Regions from separate parts of the Homo sapiens genome. Here region 1 is linked to region 2. The links are chromatin contacts, found by Hi-C in ENCODE. All regions are on one chromosome and are shown on one strand. The core of a region is the stretch at or near the end of the contact, and the rest is flanking DNA. Distances in the headings are between cores, read along the strand shown. Region 1 overlaps LOC105374037 (a long non-coding RNA gene). Region 2 has its middle 650 kb from the start of NECTIN3-AS1.

Region 1 (3,617 bases), core at 374-2,873, 150 kb after region 2:
ACTTTTCTACAAAGTTAATCAGTGAAGAGAAAATGGAAAGCCAGAATATATGTCTGGATATCACAATACTAAGAGCAATAAAATGTTTTCAATTGCCTCAGCATACATAACATTTTTATTTAAAATGAAGTCCTATAACCCAGAGTGCAGAATATTTAAACTCTGCTGCAATGAATTGATTGTCTTGATATAGAAAACTACTGCATCCACAGTGATTAAGATGGAATACGTTAATGAAGTAAGAGGGCATTTTTCAGTCAAAGTTGGTGGTGTTCTTGGATGTACTGTCTTTCCTTCTTTACCTTTTCTCTGCTATGTTTATCCTCTCCGAGCTGCTCTCATGTGTAAAGGCTCTGGAATTCCTGAAAAAATGATACACTAGCTTCATTCTCTACTAGTATAGTTTAAACAAGATGAGCTCATGTTAAACAAAAAGGGCAGCCACTAAGGGATTTAAAATGTACAAGTTGGTCATCTGAGAGGGTTTTGTACTTATGATAAGGGAGGAGACCACCCCTCATATTGTCTTATGCCCAATTTCTGCCTCCAAAGAAAGAAAAAGTAAAAACTAAAAGGCAGAAATGAAATCCACAAGCAGACAGCCCGGCGCCACACCCTGGGCCTGGTAGTTAAAGATCGACCCCTGACCTAATCGGTTATGTTATCTATAGATTACAGACATTGTATAGAAAAGCACTGTGAAAATCCCTATCCTGTTTTGTTCCGATCTAATTACCGGTGCATGCAGCCCCCAGTCATGTACCCCCTGCTTGCTCAATCGATCAAGACCCTCTCACGCACACCCTCTTAGAGTTGTGAGCTCTAAAAAGGGACAGGAATTGCTCACTCAGGGAGCTCAGCTCTTGAGACAGGAGTCTTGCCGATGCCCCCGGCCGAATAAACCCCTTCCTTCTTTAACTCGGTGTCTGAGGAGTTTTGTCTGCGGCTTGTCCTGCTACAATGAGACTTGTATATAGCTTTATGCTATTAAATGAGTATAGCATAAGTTTTATGCCTCAATTAGCATCTTTGAAGCTCTCTGTTCGTCTCCCCTCTAGTGGGTAGATCCTTTCTCTATTGCATACTTTTATGTCAGTGTGGTTTAATTTCAGCTAAATCCTACAGAAGCATATTGAATACTCACTGTGTGCTACAGCCACGAAGATGAACATGACATTGCCTTGCCTCAAAAATACTTAATATTTAGCAGGCCATTAAATATTATATATTCAAGGAATACTTCAAAGCAGATTCAAAAACTATAGCAATTCATCAAGAGGGAGCCTCTTCCTCTTGTAGGTACAAAAATCTTAGACCTTACTCAATAAACATGCTGAAGAAAACTACTATAAAATCTGGACATATTGCAAACAGCAACTCCCTGAAGGTGCTGGAGATTGAGCAGAAACAGATTCTGCACAGACTAACCTGAGGAAGAAAGACAGAAGCTGGACAGGGAAGTAACAGTCCCCACAGCTTTTAACCTTGAACTAATTTCAGTCCACACCTCTCATACAGTAGTAATAAAGACATGTGTACCAAAAGCCCACAGTCTTTCTGGCCTGGGGAACCAGAATACTGAAGCAGAGAAACCACAAATGCTGCAGAGAGTCGGGGAATAGCCAAAGGGAAAGAGTCATAGAGGGAATCCCTAAAGTTTTCTCACATCTCTGACTAATTCCTGAATCATGCATTTACAGAACAGACTAAAAACGATTCACTTAAAGACCATAGGCCTAAATTGAGACCAGAGAGCTGTCCAAGAAGCAGTTTGCAACTCAATCCCATCTGAAAAAAAGTTACTTTATACAACAAAGGAAACACTCATTGGAGAAAATAACACAATACAGATCCTCCATGACTTCACATTCAGAGTGTCTAATATGCAATCCAAGATTATGTAAAATAAGAACTAAGAAGATGGAACATTTTCTCAAAAGAAAAGAAAATATTGAAACTAACTGGCATGAATTTGAAGCTACCTGTTATATCTATTCTCAGTGAAATAAAATAAAACATGATGTCTTTATAAATAAAAATATAAGCAAAGAAAAAAGAAAGATTAAGGGGACTTTCAGACAGGTGATGAAAATCATCGAAGGTGAAGAATATAGAGAAAATAATAAAGCCATAAGGACTTGTTAGATTATACAAAATTGTCAAACATACATGTAATTTTAATACCAAAATAATAGAAAGGAAACAAATCAGAAAACTAATATTTAAAGAAATAATAGTGAAAATTTTTCTAAAAGTGTTGAAAGACAGGAATTTGGAGATATAAGGTGCTAAAGGTACCCTAAATAGAAAAAACCAACCAAACAAAAAAGTCTGTGCTGAGGTACATCATAGTGAAACTGTTGAAGGACAAATATAAAGAACAAAACTTGAAAGCAGCAAATAGAAAATGACATATTATGTACAGGGTGACAACAAACCCATTACTAGCTGACTTCTCACCATAAATAGAGGTTCCCACAAAAGACTGAAACAACACCTTTGTGATGAATGTTTCGAAAAGAAAAAGAAAATAAAAAAAGGGAGGAAAACCTGCTAACCCAGAATTCGATAACTAATAAAAATATTACTTAAGAATGAGGGCAAAATAAAGATATTTTCAGAAACTCAACACCAGCAAATCTGCACTATAAGACATACTAAAGTAAATTGTGCAAACTGAAGAGAAGTGATACCAGATAGAAACTCAGATTCCAAGAAAACATTAAAGAACACAGAAAATAGTAAATACCTGCAAAATTGCAAGTTGTTTTTTATTTTACTTTTTTTTCCTTTGGTTCTTTATATACCATGTCGATGTTTAAAACAAACTTAAAACATTTTCTTGCAGTACTTGAAGATGTACTTATATATTATACATAACAACTACCTGTTATAACCAAAAGGAAGCTAAAATGGATCTACATGCTTTCAAGATTTCTATAATTGATTCTAAGTAGTATGGTGTTAATTATAAGTGGACTGTGAAAAGTTAACGATGTATGCTTTATAAAAAACAACCACTTAAAAATGCAAAAGTGCCACAAAAATGTTTATTAAAAATTTTAAATAAAATTCAAAGAATCATCCAAATTATTTTTTATTTATTTATTTTATTTTTTTTTTTTGAGATGGAGTCTCACCCTGTCGCCCAGGCTGGAATGCAGTGGTGCGATCTCGGCTCGCTGCAACCTCCGCCTCCCGTGTTCAAGCAATTCTCCTGCCCCAGCCTCTCAAGTAGCTGAGATTACAGGCGCACGCCACTACCGCCCAGCTAATTTTTGTATTTTTAGTAGAGACGGGGTTTCACTGTGTTGGTCAGGCTGGTCTCAAACTCTTGACCTCATGATCCACCCCCCTCGGCCTCCCAAAGTGCTGGGATTACAGGCGTGAGCCACTGCGCTCAGCCCAAATTATTTTTTAAAAGCAGAAAAGGAAGAACAGAGGAACAGAAAACAAAAAAGATAACCAAAAAATAAAAAGCAAAATAGTAGTCTCAAATGCAAACATGTCAATTGTTACATTAAAAGTTAATTAATTAAATATTCCAATAAAAAAAGTTTGCCAAAAAAAATTTTAAGCCAAACATTTACAGACCACTTACAAGAGATGTGCTTTAA
Region 2 (3,945 bases), core at 1,199-3,698:
AATCATCAGAGAAATTTAAATCCAAACCACAATGACATACCATTTCACACCAGTCAGAATGGCTACTACCAAAAACAAACAAACAAACAAACAAAAAACATGCTGGTGAGGCGTCAGAGAAAAGGAAATGCTTATACACTTTTGGTGGGAATGTAAATGAGTTCATCCACTCTGGAGAGCAGTTTGGAGATTTCTCATAAAACTTAGAACCACCACTGGATCCAGTAATACCATTACTGGATATATATCCAAAAGTAAATAAATTGCTCTAACAAAAAGACATAAGCACTCATATTCATCACAGGGCTATTCACAATAGCAAAGACATGGAATCAGCCTAGGTACCCATCAATGGTGGATCCATAAAAAATAATGAAATTATTTCTTTGTGACAGTATGGATGCAGCTAGAGGCCATTATTCTAAGCAAATTAACACGAGAATAGAAAACCAAATACTGCAGATTTTCACCTACAAGTGGAAGCTAGACACTGGGTACTCATGGACATAAAGACAGCAATAGCAGACACTGGAAACTACTAAGATGGGGAGACAAGGAGGGGGCCAAGAGTCCAAAAGCCACCTATTGGGTGCTATACTCACTACCTGGGTGATGGGATCATTTGTACCCCAACCTCAGCATTACATAAGGTATCCATGTAACAAACCTGCACATATACCCCAAATCTAAAATAAGAGTTGAAATTATAGATAAAATAAAAGTTTTATCAACATATATGTATCACTATATGTATTATATTATGTATAATTAATATAATAAATATGTATCAATAAAATATATTTTTTCCAGCCAGTCATTCATGTTACCTGTCCTCCTGTTCTTTAACCTCACAAAAATAAAATTGGGCTTTCAAAGTTTTTTTTCCTGTTGCCCAGTAGAAAAAAAATGTTGTGGCTTCTACTTAAAGTCATCTAATTTAACATCAAGGCTAAAACAGGGAGAATATCAAGAAGCTTAAGTATGTGGACAGAGAAGGAGACATTTTCATAAGTGTTAAATAACAAACAGAGAAATTTTCCTGAATGCTTCACTTCACATGACATTTGCCTTCATAAAGATTGCTCAGTACAGAAAAAAAAGAACTTTGAGAAACCCTTGAAAAAATGTATGAGATAGAACTGAACAGGCATGAGCTGTCATGCCTAGGATAAGTCAAAGAAGGAAGTCACCATGAAACATACAAAACAAAAGTGACATGGGAATCACGAGGTCATAGAATTAAGCCTGCCACCCGGTGGAATGTCACACAGCATGCAAATTAAAATTAAGGTCTCAGTACTGAGCTACTCAAGTAAAGGGATGAGCATTGTTGGAATATACCTTGAGTTGGACACACAAGTCCACTATGGTGAGATGTTTTTTAATGTCTCTACTAAACCTAATTTGATTCTGCAGAATATCTGCCTTAAAGTAACATTACATTTAGGTCTATCTAACTCCATTCTTTTGAAATACAAATTGGCCTACCCACTTAGTTCTCCATATGTAATATGTCAGGAATAAGAATTTTTCTTTGTAATAACTAGTCACATTAATAAACATTTCTTAGTATCTTTTGATACATAGAACAGACTCTTGCTTGAGTATTAGGAAATATGAAGAAAGTTTATTGCCCTGTGAGAAATTCGTAATTGGTCACTTGGTGAATTTGTACTTTATTGCTTTTCCTCTGAGAAATGCATTCCTTGGTTTATAAGACCTTGAAATCTCTAAGATAAAGAAATTTTGTTTCTATTAATGTTGAGAAACGTCATCACTATTATGTTTTTATGGTTGGATCTTTGGTGGTTACCCATTATCATTACAGACAACAATTTCACACTGTGCCTCTAACATTCTCAAATATATGAATTAACAAAGAAATTGTATGAAATCCTGAGAAGCACAGAAAAATGTATGTCTTTTTTTTTCTTAAGCTAGATATTTAAGAACAAGGCACAATACATCTTGAAAAAAAGATTTATAGAACTAATAAAATCTTGGCAAATAAAGCATTATGATTCCATTCACAAATGTGATAAAGACAGTAAGCTAAACTTTCAAAGCTGCATCTTAGACACTTTATCCTAACTAGGTTTTCTAAGATTTAACCACCCATGCGAATTACTATGTGTTGTGAATTTCAAGTACCATTTTTGCCTTTATTTATTGGATCTGCTAATTTTTCACTTCTGAGTCACAGCATTCCAGCTGAGTAATCATTGCATCATTATTTTAAAAAAAGGAAAGAAAGGAAGGGAGGGAGGGAGGAAGGAAGAAAATTATAAAACTCATAACTTTTTTGCAAAACAAAACCATGTTTTCCTCCAAAATACAAGAATTGACAGCAGAGTTTATGCTTTTCTCACAATTGCAAATACAGTTGACCTTTGAACAACATGCATCTGAATTGCACGAGTCCACTTATACATGAGTTTTCTTCTGCGTCTGCCACATCTGAGACAGCAACACCAATTTCTTCTCTTCTTACTCCTCCTCAGCCTACACACTGTAAACACAATGAGGATGAAGACCTTTATGATGATTCATTTCCACATAATAAATAGCAAATATATTTTCTCTTCCCTGTAATTTTCTTAGTAACATTGTTTTTCCTCTAGCTTATTTAATTGTACAAATTCAGTTGTACAAATTCAATTGCACAATTAAATAAGCTAGAGGAAAAACAATGTTACTAAGAAAGTATATAATACGTATATAAAAGCATATAATACATATATAAAATATGTGTTAATAGACTATGTTGTCAATAAGGGTTCTGGTCAACAGTAGGCTATTACTAGTTAGAAGTTAAAGGAGTCAAATGCTACATGTGAGTTTTTCATTGCATGGGGGTTGGCGCCTCTAACAACCGCATTGTTCAAGAGTCAACTGTACTTTTCATTATTAAAAAAAGAAAAAACTATACTCACTAAAAACTTAGTTGCTGATAGAAGCACTCCTAGCATCAAAATCTGTATTACCCAGAGTTTTCCAGAGAAACAGAATCCACAGGCTATGAGTGTGTGTGTTTATATGTTAATATCTAAATGTATATATATAAGCAGAGGTTCATTTTAAAGAATTGGCTCATGCAATTATGGAGGCTCAGTGTATCCAAAATCTTGTAACGTTGGTCACCGGTCTGGAGACTCAGGGAAGAGTTGAAGTTTGAGTCCAAAGGCTGTCTGTGGCAGAATTTATTCTTGTTGTGGAGGTTGAGTCTTTTTTTTCTATTTAGGCCTTTAATTGATTGGATGAAGCCCACTTATGTTACAGAGGGCTCTTTTCTTTACTCAAAAGTTCCCTGACTTATATGTTAATCTCATCTAAAAAACACCTTTACAGAAAACATCCATAATAATGCTTCATCAAATATCTGGGCACCATGGCCCAGCTGAGTTGACACATAAAATTAACCATCACAAACATAGATATAAAACCAGTTCTATCAACAGAAGAAAAACTCAAGGAGAGAGAAACATTGTTACAAGGCCAGGTACCCATTGCCCCTTTTATCTCAGCTCAGATGTGCCTGCAGTATGTTTAAAAGAGCACAAAGCCCAGTTACCAAAACTGTTTCTTCTGAAAATCATGCATGTGTGTGTTTATGTGTGCATAGCCCAGATGTATTATTCTAATGGAAATTTTAAGCAACATGGAATAATATTTTAGAATTTGTAAATCCTTACATATCACCATGTCATCAGTGACCTTATCTGTAGACAGAGTATCTTCCATTCCCCATCCCCTAAGCCCTAAGGGAGAAATATTTTCTGCTTCTTTATTTCAATTTTCTCTCTTAGATTGGATTGCCTTGCTGTCTAAATATGAAGCATTTTGTGACCAACTGTATCAAGTGCCTTTCTTCTCTATATTCATAACTCTTCATAAATTATCTATTCTTTGTTAAATTTGTGGGAATTCAAAAACAGTGCATTTCAA

The links. Hi-C counts contacts between places; a loop is a spot of excess contacts on that map. Pooled maps may share reads with other maps.
Region 1: a map of PC-9 shows a loop between it and region 2 (2.1-fold over the local background). The contact joins two enhancer-like sites. A Hi-C loop is called at or near these places in 2 of 168 maps with a recorded cell type or tissue (PC-9 and endothelial cell of umbilical vein) and 4 of 50 pooled maps.

The regions. Positions count from the first base shown.
Region 1 is chr3:110,566,873-110,570,489 of GRCh38, forward strand. The region is part of intron 3 of LOC105374037 (a long non-coding RNA gene); the gene reads right to left. Among named protein-coding and RNA genes, the nearest start is that of NECTIN3-AS1, 500 kb to the right of the region's middle. Within about 2 kb of position 1,624, at least 2 of the 41 ENCODE cell types and tissues checked have a DNase peak (open chromatin) inside an H3K27ac peak, as active enhancers do.
Region 2 is chr3:110,418,088-110,422,032 of GRCh38, forward strand. No RefSeq gene overlaps it. Among named protein-coding and RNA genes, the nearest start is that of NECTIN3-AS1, 650 kb to the right of the region's middle. Within about 2 kb of position 2,449, at least 5 of the 41 ENCODE cell types and tissues checked have a DNase peak (open chromatin) inside an H3K27ac peak, as active enhancers do.